3 separate regions of the Homo sapiens genome follow, and regions 1 and 2 are each linked to region 3. Evidence: chromatin contacts called from ENCODE Hi-C data. All regions are on one chromosome and are shown on one strand. Each heading gives the region's core, a stretch centred on a gene start or an enhancer-like site at or near the end of the contact. The rest is flanking DNA. Distances are from core to core; before and after follow the strand shown. Region 1 has its middle 43 kb from the start of ZFAND6. Region 2 holds the start of ZFAND6 (zinc finger AN1-type containing 6). Region 3 holds the start of CTSH (cathepsin H).

Region 1 (4,862 bases), core at 1-2,500, 1.1 Mb before region 3:
TGGTCAACATGTAAAAACCCCATCTCTACTAAAAATACAAACATTAGCTGGGCGTGGTGGTGCACATCTGTAGTCCCAGCTACTTGGGAGGCTGAGGCAGGAGAATTGCTTGGACCTGGGAGGTGGAGGTTGCAGTGACCTGAGATCGCGTCATTGCACTCCAGCCTGGATGACGAGGGAAACTTCAACTCAAAAAACAAAACAAAACAAAACAGGCTGGGTGCAGTGGCTCACGCCAGTAATCCCAGCACTTTGGGAGGCTGAGGCAGGTGGATCACGAGGTCAGGAGTTCAAGACCAGCCTGGCCAACATAGTGAAACCCTGTCTCTACTAAAAATACAAAAATTAGCTGGGCATGGTGGCACGCACCTGTAGTCCCAGCTACTCCAGAGGCTGAGGCAGGAGAATCGCTGGAACCTGGGAGGTGGAGGTTGCTGTGAGCTGGGATCACGCCACTGCACTCCAGCTTGGGTGACAGAGCGAGACTTCGTCTCAAAAACAAAACAAAACAAAAGAATTATATACCGTGACCAAATGGAATTACCCAAGGTATGCAAGCCTGGTTCAACATTCAAAAACTCAATCACTATAATCCATCACATCAACAGAGAAAGAAAAATCACAAGATTACATCAATAGATACAAAAAAAAATTGACTAAGTCCGATACCCATTTATGATAAAAACTCTCACCAAACTAGGACTAGAAGAGAACTTCCTCTATTTGATAAAGAACATTAACAAAACCCTATAGCTAACACCTATTAATGGTGAGAAACAAGAAGCTTTCTCAGCTCAGAAACAAGGTAAGGGTGTCCTCTTTCACTTCTCTTTTTCAGTGTTGTGTCCGGAATTGGTGGGTTCTTGGTCTCACTGTGTCCAGAATTGGTAGGTTCTTGGTCTCACTGACTTCAAGAATGAAGCCGTGGACCCTCACAGTGAGTGTTACAGTTCTTAAAGGCAGCGTGTCCGGAGTTTGTTCCTTCTGATGTTCAGATGTGTTCGGAGTTTCTTCCTTCTGGTGGGTTCGTGGTCTCGCTGGCTCAGGAGTGAAGCTGCAGACCTTCATGGTGAGTGTTACAGCTCTTAAGGCGGCGTTTCTGGAGTTGTTCATTCCTCCCAGTGGGCTCGTGGTCTCACTGGCTTCAGGAGTGAAGCTGCAGACCTTCGCGGTGAGTGTTACAGCTCATAAAGGCAGTGTGGACCCAAAGAGTGACCAGCAGTAAGATTTATTGCAAAAAGCAAAAGAACAAAGCTTCCACGGTGTGGAAAAAGACCCTAGCGGGTTGCTACTGCTGGCTCTGGCAGCCTGCTTTTATTCTCTTATCTGGCCCCACCCACATCCTGCTGATTGGTAGAGCCCAGTGGTCTGTTTTGACAGGGCGCTGATTGGTGCGTTTACAATCCCTGAGCTAGACACAGAGGTGCTCCACGTCCCCACCAGATTAGCTAGATACAGTGTCCACACAAAGGTTTTCCAAGTCCCCTGGTAGTAGCTAGATACAGAGTGTCGATTGGTGTATTCACAAACCCTGAGCTAGACACAGGGTGCTGATTGCTGTGTTTACAAACCTTGAGCTAGATACAGAGTGCCGACTGGTATATTTACAATCCCTGAACTAGACATAAAGGTTCTCCAAGGCCCCACCAGAGTAGCTAGATACAGAGTGTCGATTGGTGCATTCACAAACCCTGAGCTAGACATAAAGGTTCTCCATGTCCCCACCAGACTCAGGAGCCCAGCTGGCTTCACCCAGTGGATCCCGCACTGGGGCTGCAGGTGGAGCTGCCTGCCAGTCCCCCGCCATGCGCCCGCACTCCTCAGCCCTTGGGTGGTCAATGGGACTGGGTGCCCTGGAGCAGGGGGCGGCGCTCGTCGGGGAGGCTCGGGCCGCACAGGAGCCCACGGAGGGCGGGCAGGCTCAGGCATGGCAGGCGACAGGTCCCAAACCCTGCCCCGCCGGAAGGCAGCTAAGGCCGGGAGCGAAATTGAGCACAGCAGCTGCTGGCCCAGGTGCTAAGCCCCTCACTGCCCAGGGCCAGTGGGGCCCGCAGGCCGCTCGGAGTGCGGGGTCTGCCCAGCACACGCCCACCCGGAACTCACGCTGGCCCGCAAGCACAGCGCGCAGCCTCGGTACCCCCCCTGCCTCTCCTTCCACACCTCCTCACAAGCTGAGGGAGCCGGCTCCGGCCTTGGCCAGCCCAGAAAGGGGCTCCCACAGTGCAGCGGCGGGCTGAAGCGCTCCTCAAGTGCCGCCAAAGTGGGAGCCCAGGCAGAGGAGGCGCCCAGAGCGAGCGAGGGCTGTGAGGACTGCCAGCACACTGTCACCTCTCAGTGTCATACTGGAAGATCTAATAATGTAATAAGACCAGAAAAGAAAATATGTACTGATTAAGAAGGAATATTAAACTGTCTTTGCTCTCAGATGATATGATTGTTTACGTAGAAAATCTAAAAGAGCCGGGGTGGTGGCTCACACCTGTAATCCCAGCACTTTGGGAGGCCAAGGTAGGCAGATCACTTGAGGCCAGGAGTTCGAGACCAGCCTGGCCAACATGGAGAAACCCCGTCTTTTCTAAAAATACGAGAATTAGCCAGGCATGGGGGTGCATGCCTGTAATCCCAGCTACTCAGGAGGCTGAGGCACAAGAATCACTTGAACCCAGGAGGCAGAGGTTGCAGTGAGCCGGGGTTGCACCACTGCACTCCAGCCTGGGTGACAGAGTAAGACTCTGTCTCAATTTAAAAAAAAAAGAAAGAAAGAAAAAGAAAAGAAAATCCGAAAGAATAGATTAAAAAAAAAACCCCGGAGCTAATAAGTGCTTATAGCAGCTTTGCAGGATATAAGGTTAATACAAAAAAGTCAATCACTTTCCTATATACCAGCAATGAACTATTAGAATTTGAAATTAAAAACACAATATCATTTACATTAGCACCTCAAAAAATGAAATAAGTGTAAATCTAACAAAATATGCACAAGATTTATGTGAGAAAAACTATAAAACTCTGCTGAAAGAAATCAAATAACTAAATAAAATGGAGATATATTCCATAGTCATTCATAGGAAGATCCGATATTGTCAATATATTGGTTCTTGCTAACTTGATCTATAATTTCAATGCAATCCCAATGGTATAAGTTGGATGTTTGTCTCCTTTAAATCTCATGCTAAAATACTATTCCCAGTGTTGGAGGTGGGGCCTGGGAGGTGATTGGATTGTGGGGGCGGATGTCTCAAGAATGTTTTATCACTTTCCCATTGGTGAGAATTGAATTCTTGCTCAAGATCTGGTTGTTTAAAAATCTAGGCCCTCCCCCACTGGCTCACTTGCTGTTACTCTAGTCATGTTACATGCCTGCTCCCACTTCGCCTTATGCCATGATTGTAAGCTTCCTGAAGTCCTCACCAGAAGCCAAGCAGATGTTGGTGCCATGCTTTTATAGCCTGCAGAACTGTGAGCCAATTAAACCTCTTTTCTTCATAAATTACTCAGTCTGAGGTATTCCTTTACACCAAAGCAAGAATGGCCAAGTACACCCAACCAATATCCCAGCAAGTTATTTTCTGCATATTGCCAAACTGATTCTAAAATTTATATGGAGAGGCAAGAGACAGGATAGCCAACACAATATTGAAGGAGGAGAACATAGTTGGAAGACTGACATTACCCAACTTCAAGACTAATTATTAAAGCTACACTAATCAAGACAGTATGGTATTGGTGAAAGAATAGACAAATATGTCAATGGAACAGAATAGAGCCCAGAAATAGAGCCAAATAAATACAGTCAACTGACCTTTGACAAAGCGACAAAGCAATACAATGAAGCAAAGATATTGTTTTCAACAAATTGCGCTGAAGAACTGGCCAAACACTTGAAAAAACATCTAGGCAAAGATCTTACATGTTTCACAAAAATTAACTCAAAATGGATTATAGGCCCAAATGTAAAATGCAAAATCATAGAACTCCTAGAAGACAACAAGAGAAAATCTGTGTGACATTGGGTATTGGGTATTAGTTATGGTGAAGACTTTTTTACATAAAACACCAAAGGCACAACCCATGAAATAAATAATTGATAAGCTGGGATTCATTAAAATTTTAAAAGTTCTGTTCTGTGAAAGACCCTGTTAACAGAATGAGAAGACAAGCCAAGGATGCAAGAAAATATTTGCAAAAGACATAGTTGATAAACTGTTGTTATCCAAAATATACAAAGAACTCGTAAGGCTGGGTGCGGTGGCTCACGCCTATAATCCCAGCACTTCAGGAGGCTGAGGCGGGCAGATCACAGGTCAGGAGAGCAAGACCATCCTGGCCAACACAGTTAAACCCCACCTCTACTAAAAATACAAAAAATTAGCTAGGCATGGTGGCGGGCACTTGTAGTCCCAGCTACTCTGGAGGCTGAGGCAGGAGAATGGCATGAACCCTGGAGGCGGAGGTTGCAGTGAGCCAAGATTGCGCCACTGCACTCCAGCCTGGGCGACAGAGCAAGACTCTGTCTCAAAAAAAAAAAAAAAAAATAGGCTGAGTGTGGTGGCTCACACCTGTAACCCCAGCACTTTGGGAGGCCAAGGTGGGCAGATCACAAGGTCAGAAGTTTGAGACCAGCCTTGCCAACATGGTGAAATCCTGTCTCTACTAAAAATACAAAAAATTAGCTGGGCGTGGCGGTGGGCACCTGTAATCCCAGCTACTTGGGAGGCTGGGACTGGAGAATCGCTTGAACCCGGGAGGCGGAGGTTGCCATGAGACCGTGTCATTACACTCCAGCCTGGCGACAGAGCAAGACTCCATCTCAAAAAAAAAAAAAGAACTCTTAAAACTCAACCATAAGAACAAACAAACTG
Region 2 (4,872 bases), core at 1,494-3,993, 1.1 Mb before region 3:
GGCATTCTCTAATCTAAAACATATTTAAATATGGAGTTAACAAATCCTGAACCACCACACAACTTTTCCAAAAATGTTCCAAAGGATACAAAATTTAATTCCACAGAATAACACCTTGGTCCTAATGCTTTCCCTTAAAGGGTGTGACATTTGACAGGTGTTTTCCTTAATTAAAGTCTGTGCAAAAGTGGAAGGATAAGCTTAGGACAAGTTTCTTTTACATGAGTATGCTAAGGCACAAGAGAAATTTTTAAGTAATTTGCTAGAGATTAGAGGGGAGGAGAGGAACAGCAGAAAGGATAATTTATTTTACATACAATCCAGCGTTTTTTCTACTATACTATTTTTGCATTGAAAAGGAGATACCAAACAGTGCCAGACTTTTTACAATGTGACTTCAAAGTAAGAGAGTCATTACACATAGGTTAACAGGAATTTTGGGTTTTCATGCAAATGTTCAACTAGGTTGAACTAGTTCAATCACTACGGCTATGAATCTTCTATTTAAACATAATAGAGAATCCTAATGTTTTTCATTCATCTTATTTCTAAGTAATTCAATCTATTCTAGTCCTGATTACCTAATACCGTCTAATGCAATCCACATTAAGTATTTACTCTAGAGAAATTCTTGTACTTGTGTACCAAGAGCCGGAAACAAGAAATGTTCACAGAGCAAGACTGCTTATAACAAAACAAAATAAAAAACAATAAAAACACGGTCGAAGTGCCCATAAGTTATGGCAGATTAACATATCATAAAGCAATGAAATAAACTACAGCCACATACTATTTTTATAAAGCTCAAAAGAAAAACAAATTAAATGCCACACAGTTTCGGCATACAAACATATATGATAAAACTATTTTTCAAAAAGTCAAGGAAGTGACATACACAAAATCCACTGCACAGATAAGAAACTCATAGACAAATGCAAGTTTTAGTAATGTTCCAGTTTTGGGTTTGGGGGGAGTCATCAAGGATTTATGATGTTTTTATCTGCTTATACTTTACCGTGTTTTTTTTTGGTAGTATTAAATATATTTTGGTTACTTCTTAAAAACGTTACTGACATATAGTTGACAATAAACTGCACATATTTGAAGTGTAAAACGTGTAAGTTCTGACATATGCATACACCCAAAAAGTTATCACTACAAGATAATAAATCCACCGACCCCTGTATTTTCTCCTGCACATTTGTGATGTCTCCCTTTAAACACATTTTAAAACGTAAAAAAGTAAAAATAAAAAAGACAACTTGTTTTGGAAAGCTAAACGTGCATATTTTGCAAAACATTTCCCCTAGGGCTCTGGAGAAACTATACACAACTCAGAAAGTGCCTTAAAATTGGTGACATGGTTACCGAACAACTAACCTTAAAAGTTTATGGTATTTTACACTTTTAAAAAATCAAATTCCGATTTCGGTTTGAAAGAGGAATTTAATCCTGTTTCTCGGAGCTTCAAAATCATTAATTCTGCCCGGCTTTTTTTTGAGACGGAGTCTCCCTCTGTCGCCAGGCTGGAGTGCAGTAGCGCGATCTTGGTTCACTGCAACCTCCGCCTCCCGGGTTCAAGCGATGCTCCTGCCTCAGCCTCCCAGTAGCTGGGACTACCGGCGCCCGCCACCACACCCAGCTAATTTTTGTATTTTTAGTAAAGACAGGGTTTCACCATGTTGGCCAGGATGGTCTCGATCTCCTGACCTCGTGATTAGTCCGCGTCGGCCTCCCAAAGTGCTGGGATTACAGGCGTTGAGTCACCGCGCGTGGCCAATTCTGCCCAGTTTTTATGGCCCAACAACTTAATATAAATTATCTTTAGGTAACCCCAAGGTCCTAACTTCCTCACAACTGGTTACAACTTCCGAGATGTGAAGGTAAATCATAGCGTCCCAACTGTGTAGGATAGTTAGCACGTGACTTAAAAACCAAGTTAAAAAGATTTCAAACACAATATTCTTTCATACTTTTTTAGGTAGCTAAAACTTAAATATAACTATTTCAAAAAAGCAGACAAAAAATTTAGAATCCTAAGCAAGCTAAACCCAAGCAGGAAAAAAAGAGACCAATTCCCTTCCCGGTGCCAGTCAGGAGTTGGAGACACCGGGCTGCCTCCGGCTGGTTTCTGAAAAACGCCGCAGGTGGAAAAACATCCCGAAGAGGACCTGAGACTCGGAGGAGGCGGGGAACTGACGCGCCCCAGTGTGCCCGGGGCCCTTCCGACCCCCGCCAGCCAACCGCTCGCAACCCGCTCGGGGCGGCGCGCGTCGCGGCCTCCGCGGCCCTGAAGAACTGAGGCTCCCGACCCCAGCGCGACCACCCTGACAGGAAGCGGCCCCCGGCCGCGGGCGCCCGCGCGCCGTCTGAGGTGAACCCGCCGATCTCCGGCCCCCACCCCCGGAGCCGGGAGTCCTCGCCCTCTCGCCCGCGGCCCCCGCGGGCCCACCACCTGCTGCGCCGGCCGGCCGCCCTCCGCTTCCGGCTCTCGGGCGCCGGGAGGGGCCGGGGGCGGGCCTCGCCTAGCTGCAGCCGGGTGGGGGAAGGGAGCAGGCGGGGGAGGGGCAGCGCCGGGCAAGCCGGGCCCCGCGGGCCGCGCTCCTCACCTGGCGGCGGGTCTCTCCGCCTGACACGCTGCGCGCCGCCGCCGGTAGCCGCCGGTGAATGGGTACAGGTAATGCCGCCGAACCCCTGCTTGCTCCGGCTCCGCCACCGCCGGCCCCTCCGTCCGCTGTTTATTAAACTTTTCTGTTTGGTTGTTCGGCCTATGACGCGACCGCGGAGGAGAGCCACTGGATTGGCCGGCTCCCGCGGCTGACGCGCGGGCCCCGCCCGCCCGCTAATTATTACCGGCGCGGGCGGGGCCGCAGGCCGGAGGAGGCGGGGAGAGGCGGGGTCAAGGCTCGGAGCGCACGGCAATTGGCCGGAGGCAGGAAAAGAGGCGGGGCGGAGCGAAAGGAGATGCTCCTCCGCCTTCTGCACCTCCAGTGTCCCTTGCTCCACTGCCCTCTCTGGGGCGCTTCCCGCCGCGGTTTCTCTACCTCCAATAGCTACGGGAAGGCGATTAAGAGGTGCCGCGGAGACTTTAAGGGCTTGGTTATGTAGGTTCAGGTACCTTTGCCACCTCGCAGGGAATGGCGTGTCCCTGTCTTGGACTGAGGCACCAAAAAGAGTTGCACTCCACCTGCCACTTGTGCAGGAAGGAATTCTGAGCTTCTGTCTTCCCATGCAGGCCGGCGCCTCAGTCTGCAAGCGCAAAGTCCGAGCTCAGGGCGCATACTGGAAAGCAGTTCTCTGCCCTGTCCTGAACTGGGACTTGGAAATAGAAGCAAGACGAGAAGCGTGCATGCACACGTGTGCAATACATACATGCACAGGCACAAGCACCCCCAGTTCCAGCCTGTTCCAAAAGCACGGGGTCAGTTCCCACCTGCGTGGTGCACGCTGGGCTGCTGCGCTGGAACTAGGGGTGATAGGCAGAATGGCTCCCCCTGAAGTTTTTCAGCCTTCGTTCGGGCTCACGAGCATCACGAGCAGGAAGTACGTGACACTTTAGTTCGAGGTCATTCAATCCTATTGTGAATGAGGAGTTCCGTTAGGGCATCCAGGTAGGCGAGCCCAGTCCTGAGAATCCTCTTTATTTTAAATGTTGGTATTTTGTTATTCATGGATTTTTTTTTTGCATTAATTTTAATTTTAAAAAATAAAAATGTTATTCATCTTGATCACTTAGTTTTTTGGTGCTCCCTTAAATGTTGTGCCTGAAGTGAGTACCTGTTGAGCATTTAGCAACACAGAAGTCACCTTGGGGAGTACAGTTTAAGTGGAGGACAAAAGCCTGATTGGAATGGTAATAAAACCTACTTGTTAGGCTATTTGTGGGGGTTAAATAACATAATATGTGTGAAAGAGCTTCTTGAACTAGCAAGGTTATGCGTCAAGTCTTACGGATTTTGTCTTAAATGTATTTTTCTTCCGATTCTTGTCCAGTTTATCGTTGTATTAACTCCAGCACCTAACCCAGTTGGATTTTCATATGCAGTTATTATGAATTTGCAGAAATTGGGTTTACATGACCTTTACTGCTTTCCTTTGTTCCAGATTCGTTCTGGGAGATTGAGAGATTATAGTATTGCATTGTGACGTGGAATGCAGACAGACCACTGTCACTTACTAGCTTTGTGCTCTTAAGAAAATTGTGTGAAATGGGAACGAAAACCTACCACAAAGGATTGTTATGAGGGTTAAAAGATACTGCATTTCTATTCACCCAGTAAATGCTATATGCCGACTCTCTGCCAGCCTGTGCTGTAGGTGCTGGAGACAGCATTAAGAAAGATGAAGGCCCTTCTCTCATTGACTTACACAGGGGAAGAGAGGGAGCAGAAACAATAAACAGTATACATACGCAACCTACCGGTCAGTGTACATAAACAACATATTCACAGCACCTGGTATGTAACAGATGCTCAATAAATGATTGTGTATGCATTATTATTTCCAGCCCCATCTTCTTTCCTGTGTTCCAGAGCAGGACATTCACTGTGTGCTTATCACAGCCATTCAATATGTCCAAGGCTTATTTTCCCCCAAACACATTCTTCCTCCTGTAGTCCCAATTTTGGCTAATGGTGACACCATGTTTCCAGTTATTAAAGCTAGAAACTCAAGCTTTATTGAGATTTAACACACATATCATTACAACTTACCCATTTTTAAAGAATACAATTTGCTGGGCGCGGTGACACATGCCGGTGGTCCCAGCTACTCAGGAGGGTGAGCTGGGAGAATTGCTCGAGTCCAGGAGTTCTGGGCAGTAGTGCACTGTACCCACTGGTGTCCACAGAGGGTGGGGGGCACCATCAAGTT
Region 3 (4,874 bases), core at 455-2,954:
CTCTGCGCACAGACTGGGAAAGTTACCATCTACTCTTGTGGCCTCAGTTTCCTCATCTGTAAAATGGGGGGTCAACAACATGCCACTTTGCAAGGTGATGATGTAAGTGAAGAACAGGGCATCACTGGGCATTTGAGGCTACGGCACAGGCTGGTCTGAATCACCCTCTCCTCACCCAAAGCAGTGACAGCACCGGCCTCCTCAGCCTGGAACGCACGTTCTTCTGTCTGTCTCACACCCAGACCCTTACATACCATCTTCTTTAGCTTTGCAAACTACAGAGAATGGCCCTACAGCTCTTAATGTAGCTTCCTCAGCAGAAAGACTAAAATGTCTGTTGAGGGGGCAAAACAATTCACAAGGAGGTCGTCTAGCTTCTTCAGTTGTAAGTCCACTCCAAGCAAAAGGGAAGCCAGGGAAATGTGGTTAACCAGGGCAGGGAGACGTGGGGAGTGTGGGGGAAAGTCTGAGGTGGAGACACACAGGGACATGGGGGGTATGAGGTGGGGACAGGCAGGGAGATGGGGGTGCAAGGTGGAGACACGCAGGGACATGAGGGGGTGTGAGGTGGGGACAGGCAGGAAGATGGGAGGTGCAAGGCGGGGACAGGCAGGGACATAGGGGTGTGAGGTGGGGAAATGCAGGAAGATGGGGGGATGTGAGGTGGGGACTGGCAGGGATATGGGGGTGTGAGGTGGGGACAGGCAGAGACATGGGGGTGTGAGGTGGGGACAGGCAGGGACATAGGGGTATGGTGGGGATAGGCAGGGAGATGGGGGGTGCGAGGTGGGGACAGGAAGGGACATAAGGCTGTGAGGTGGAGACAGGCAGGGACATGGGGGGTGTGAGGTGGGGACAGGCAGGGAGATGGGGGGTGCGAGGTGGGGACAAGCAGGGACATGGGGAGTGCGAGGTGGGGACAGGCAGGGACGTGGGGCGTGCGAGGTGGGGACAGGCAGGGACATAAGGGTGTGAGGTGGAGACAGGCAGGGACATGGGGAGTCTGAGGTGGGGACAGGCAGGGAGATGGGGGGTGTGAGTTGGGGACAGGCAGGGAGATGGGGGGGTGCGAGGTGGGGATAAGCAGGGACATGGGGGTGCGAGGTGGGGACAGGCAGGGACATGGGGGTGGGAGGTGGGGACAGGCAGGGACATAGGGGGTGGGAGGTGGGCACATTCAGGGAGATGGGGGTGTGAGGTGGAGACAGGCAGGGACATAGGGGGAGCGAGGTGGGGACAGGCAGGGAGATGGAGGGTGCAAGGTGAAGACAGGCAGGGACATGGTGTGAGGTGGGGACAGGAAGGGACATGAGGGGTGCGAGTTGGGGATAGGCAGGGAGATGGGGGGGTGCGAGGTGGGGACACGCAGGGAGATGGGGGACGTGGGGATGGCGACAGGCTGGGAGAGGGAGAGGCCAGGCTGAGACCTCCCCGCGCGGTGCCAGCCAGTCCAGGCAGATCCAGGACTCAGCCAGGCCTGATACCCAGATAAGCCCTTCCTCCCAGAGGAGATAAGGGAGCGACGCGGCCGGCCGACAGGTGAACTAGAGCTGGCGAGTTAGTCGGCGCCGCCCCCTCCCGCGAGCCCGGCCTCGGGGGAGTACCGCCCACCCCGCCCCGCGCTCGCTCCGCCCCGCGCTCGCTCCGCCCCTTCGCGCTCCCGCCGCTCCTCCACGCTCGTGCCGCTCCCCCCCCGCGCTCCCAGTTGACGCTCTGGGCCGCCACCTCCGCGGACCCTGAGCGCAAGAGCCAAGCCGCCAGCGCTGCGATGTGGGCCACGCTGCCGCTGCTCTGCGCCGGGGCCTGGCTCCTGGGAGTCCCCGTCTGCGGTGCCGCCGAACTGTGCGTGAACTCCTTAGGTACGCAGAGGGCGCGCCGCCCGAGAGGGTGCTAGCAGGCCCTAGAGTGGACGCTGGGAGAACTTGGCCAGGGGCGCACTGGGCTCCGGAGGAACGGGGCAGAGCTTTCCCCGGTGAGAGGCCAGGAACTCTGCGTGCTGGCACGGGGAGGGGTAAACTGCATTATAGGCGGGGGTTCTCGGAGGGTGGGCGGCTTGTAGGACCAGAGGAGCAGATGGGCTGAGTGTCCAGGGTCCCACCTAGCCAGGTGGCTCTCCAGCCTAGAATACCAAAGGAGCCCGCAGCTCCTTCCGCCTTCCTCAACTGGGGACACAGAGTGTCACACAGAGGACTCTGATCTGTCCCTGCCAGAGGTGAGCAAGGACGTCCCAGCCTTCTCTAGCAGCTTCCCCCGGGACTTGGCACACAGGGGATCCCCGTAGTGTCTTGGGAGTCCCATCTGTAGAGTAGGTTGGACGGGCTGTTTGGAACAGTGAATCCCTGTGCAACGGCACCAGGGAAAGCACTCAGACCAACAGCGCTTTTAACAGCACCCCAGGGCCCATGGCGTCAGGTGGAGCCCCAGGACTCCTCTTGTTGGCCAGATTGGCTGCGACTGGTCCAGCTTCGTGCTGCCCTTGCATCCTGTCTACTGCCCGGGCTCAGGCACCTCCCCTGGCTGAAGGCAAGGAGCCTGCTCTTCCCTACTGCCTCCCTCCTTTCCTACTGTCCCTGGTCCCAGCCTCAGCCCACAGGCTCTGAACTTAAAGACCACCTGCCCCCTTCACCGAGAAAAGTAGCCAAGAAACAACCCAAGGAGCCAAGAACCTAGGGAGGGGGGGTGCCCTGAGCTCTGGAGGAACGGGACAGGGCTTTCCCCCAGCTAGAGGCTCAGGGGATGGGACAGAGATCACTGAGGCTGAATCTGGGCCAGAGGGTTGCCTCATTCCTTCCCACCTATTTATTTAAAAAGCTCCCCAGCCTTGCAAACCTCAGTGGGCGCCCAGCTCCAGGTCAGTTCCCGCCTAAGGAAAACCTAGCTGCCGCAAGCGAGGGCTGCCTGGAGAAGGCTGGCGCTGAGAGGCTGTCTGAATTCCAGAGCAGGGCTTGGCAAACTTTTTCTGTGAAAGACCAGACGGTAAATAACTTAGGCTTTATGGTGGTCTCTGTAGCAACTACTAACTCTGCCATGGTAGTGTGATAGCAACCATAGATTGTATGTAAGTGAGTCAGTGTAACTGGGTTCTAATAAATGATTTTTATGGCCACTGAAATTTCAGTTTCAAGGGATTTTTGGGTGCTACGAAATATGTTTCTTCTAACCATTTAAAATTGTAAGAAACCGTTTGTAGCCCAGGAGCTGTACTAAAACAGGAGTCAGGGACCGGCTGCGGTGGCTCACACCTGTAATCTCAGCAATTTGGGAGACCGAGGCAGTCGGATCACTTTAGGTCAGGAGTTCGAGAGCAGCCTGGCCAACATGGTGAAACCCTGTCTCTACTAAAAATACAAAAATTAGCTGGGTGTGGTAGCCAGGTGCCTGTAATCCCAGGTACTCAGGAGGCTGGGGCAGGAGAATCGCTTGAAACTGAGAGGTGGCGATCACTCCAGCCTGGGTGACAGAGTAAGACTCCATCTAAAACAAACAAACAAACAAACAGGGGAATACTGTACTTTCCTGAAACCTGCTGTAAATCCAGGCAAGGTATTATGGCACTTTTAAAGTCCTGACTAGATTGGAATGGATCTATTTTAGGGTAAGGCACGGTTCACCAGCAGATTATTCTGGCCCCAGAATAATCTCTCCAGAGGCAAACTGGTAGTCAATTGTCCTAAACTCAAACCCTGCCTCCAACTCTTGTCCTGAGTTGAGGTCTGTCTTCCTCTAAAGCCCTCAGCTGCAGCAGGGCCCTTAATCAAGATCTGGAATCCCCTGAAACCCTAAAGGGAGCCATGTTGAGGAAATGTGCATTTTCCCCAGGGAAAACGGCCATAGATTGGTCTCTGGAACAGGTTCGAGACCCAAAAACGGAGATCTAAATGCTGTGTGGTAGTGATCTTCACACTGGAGGTATGGATCCTTGGGGAAACAGGAAGATATTTCAAGTGATGCCGGCAGAGAGTGTTCTGGAAATCCATTTACAGACCTTTTATTTCCAAGTGTCCTCTTTGCTAAAACTGGGAGAGAGCCCCTGAAGGCAAGGGGGAACCTCTTTCCTCTCATTCAATCTGAACCTGAACCCATGGGTATAAAAACAATAGGGACAGCAAACAAAAAGACAAAACGGTAATAAATCGTTCATATCTGGCATTCTCAATTCCTCAAGGAAACTGAATTGAAGAGGAGAGGACTTCATGGGGATATCAACTGATGAGGTCTTAAAAATAATGTTGAGTGAGGCCAGGCGTGGGGGCTCACGCCTGTGATCCCAGCACTTTGGTAGGCCAAGGTGGGTGGATCACCTGAGGTCAGAAGTTTCAGACCAGATTGGCTAACATGGTGAAACCCCATCTCTACTAAAAATATAAAAATTAGCCGGGCGTGGTGGTGGGCACCTGTAATCCCAGCTACTTGGGAGGCTGAGATAGAATTGCTTGAACCAGGGAGGTGGAGGTTGCAGTGAGCTGATATCGTGCCACTGCCCTCCAGCCTGGGCAACAGAGCCAGCCTCCTTCTCAAAAAAAAAAAAAAAAAAGAAGGAAAGAAAGGGAGGGAGGGAGGGCTGAGTGATAGAGCACCATGGGATTGGATGCACAGAAAGGAGTGCGAAGAATTAAGTGGCATTGCTCTTAAAAACTGCCTCCATTCCCAGCTGCTTATTTGAGCAGGGTTTCCCAGCCCTTTGACCTATAAGAAACAAAAATAAGACCAGAATTAATGCTGAACCTTTTCTCAACCAAACAATATTCACTCATGAAAATATAAATCCATTGCGGGGGATGGGCAGTAGAGTACTGTTTATCACATTAAGAGATGCATTTCTGATACAATTTTACTTTTGATGTTTAACAATTACTTTTCATAATGTATAATAC

What was found. Hi-C counts contacts between places; a loop is a spot of excess contacts on that map. Pooled maps may share reads with other maps.
Region 1: a map with no recorded cell type shows a loop between it and region 3 (7-fold over the local background). The contact joins the enhancer-like site here to the promoter of CTSH in region 3. A Hi-C loop is called at or near these places in 2 of 37 single-sample maps with no recorded cell type and 2 of 50 pooled maps.
Region 2: a map with no recorded cell type shows a loop between it and region 3 (7-fold over the local background). The contact joins the promoter of ZFAND6 here to the promoter of CTSH in region 3. A Hi-C loop is called at or near these places in 3 of 37 single-sample maps with no recorded cell type and 3 of 50 pooled maps.

What each region holds. Positions count from the first base shown.
Region 1 is chr15:80,013,812-80,018,673 of GRCh38, reverse strand. No RefSeq gene overlaps it. Among named protein-coding and RNA genes, the nearest start is that of ZFAND6, 43 kb to the left of the region's middle. RefSeq lists an enhancer at 947-1,106. Within about 2 kb of position 1,250, at least 3 of the 41 ENCODE cell types and tissues checked have a DNase peak (open chromatin) inside an H3K27ac peak, as active enhancers do.
Region 2 is chr15:80,057,547-80,062,418 of GRCh38, reverse strand. ZFAND6 (zinc finger AN1-type containing 6) reads right to left here and starts at 2,743. Exons shown (of 7, transcript NM_019006.4): 1 at 2,610-2,743. RefSeq lists silencers at 2,171-3,040, 2,737-3,065.
Region 3 is chr15:78,941,876-78,946,749 of GRCh38, reverse strand. CTSH (cathepsin H) reads left to right here and starts at 1,704. Exons shown (of 12, transcript NM_004390.5): 1 at 1,704-1,859. The coding sequence starts at 1,769. RefSeq lists silencers at 1,502-1,851, 2,289-2,583 and enhancers at 1,434-1,972, 1,973-2,511, 2,972-3,021, 3,452-3,501.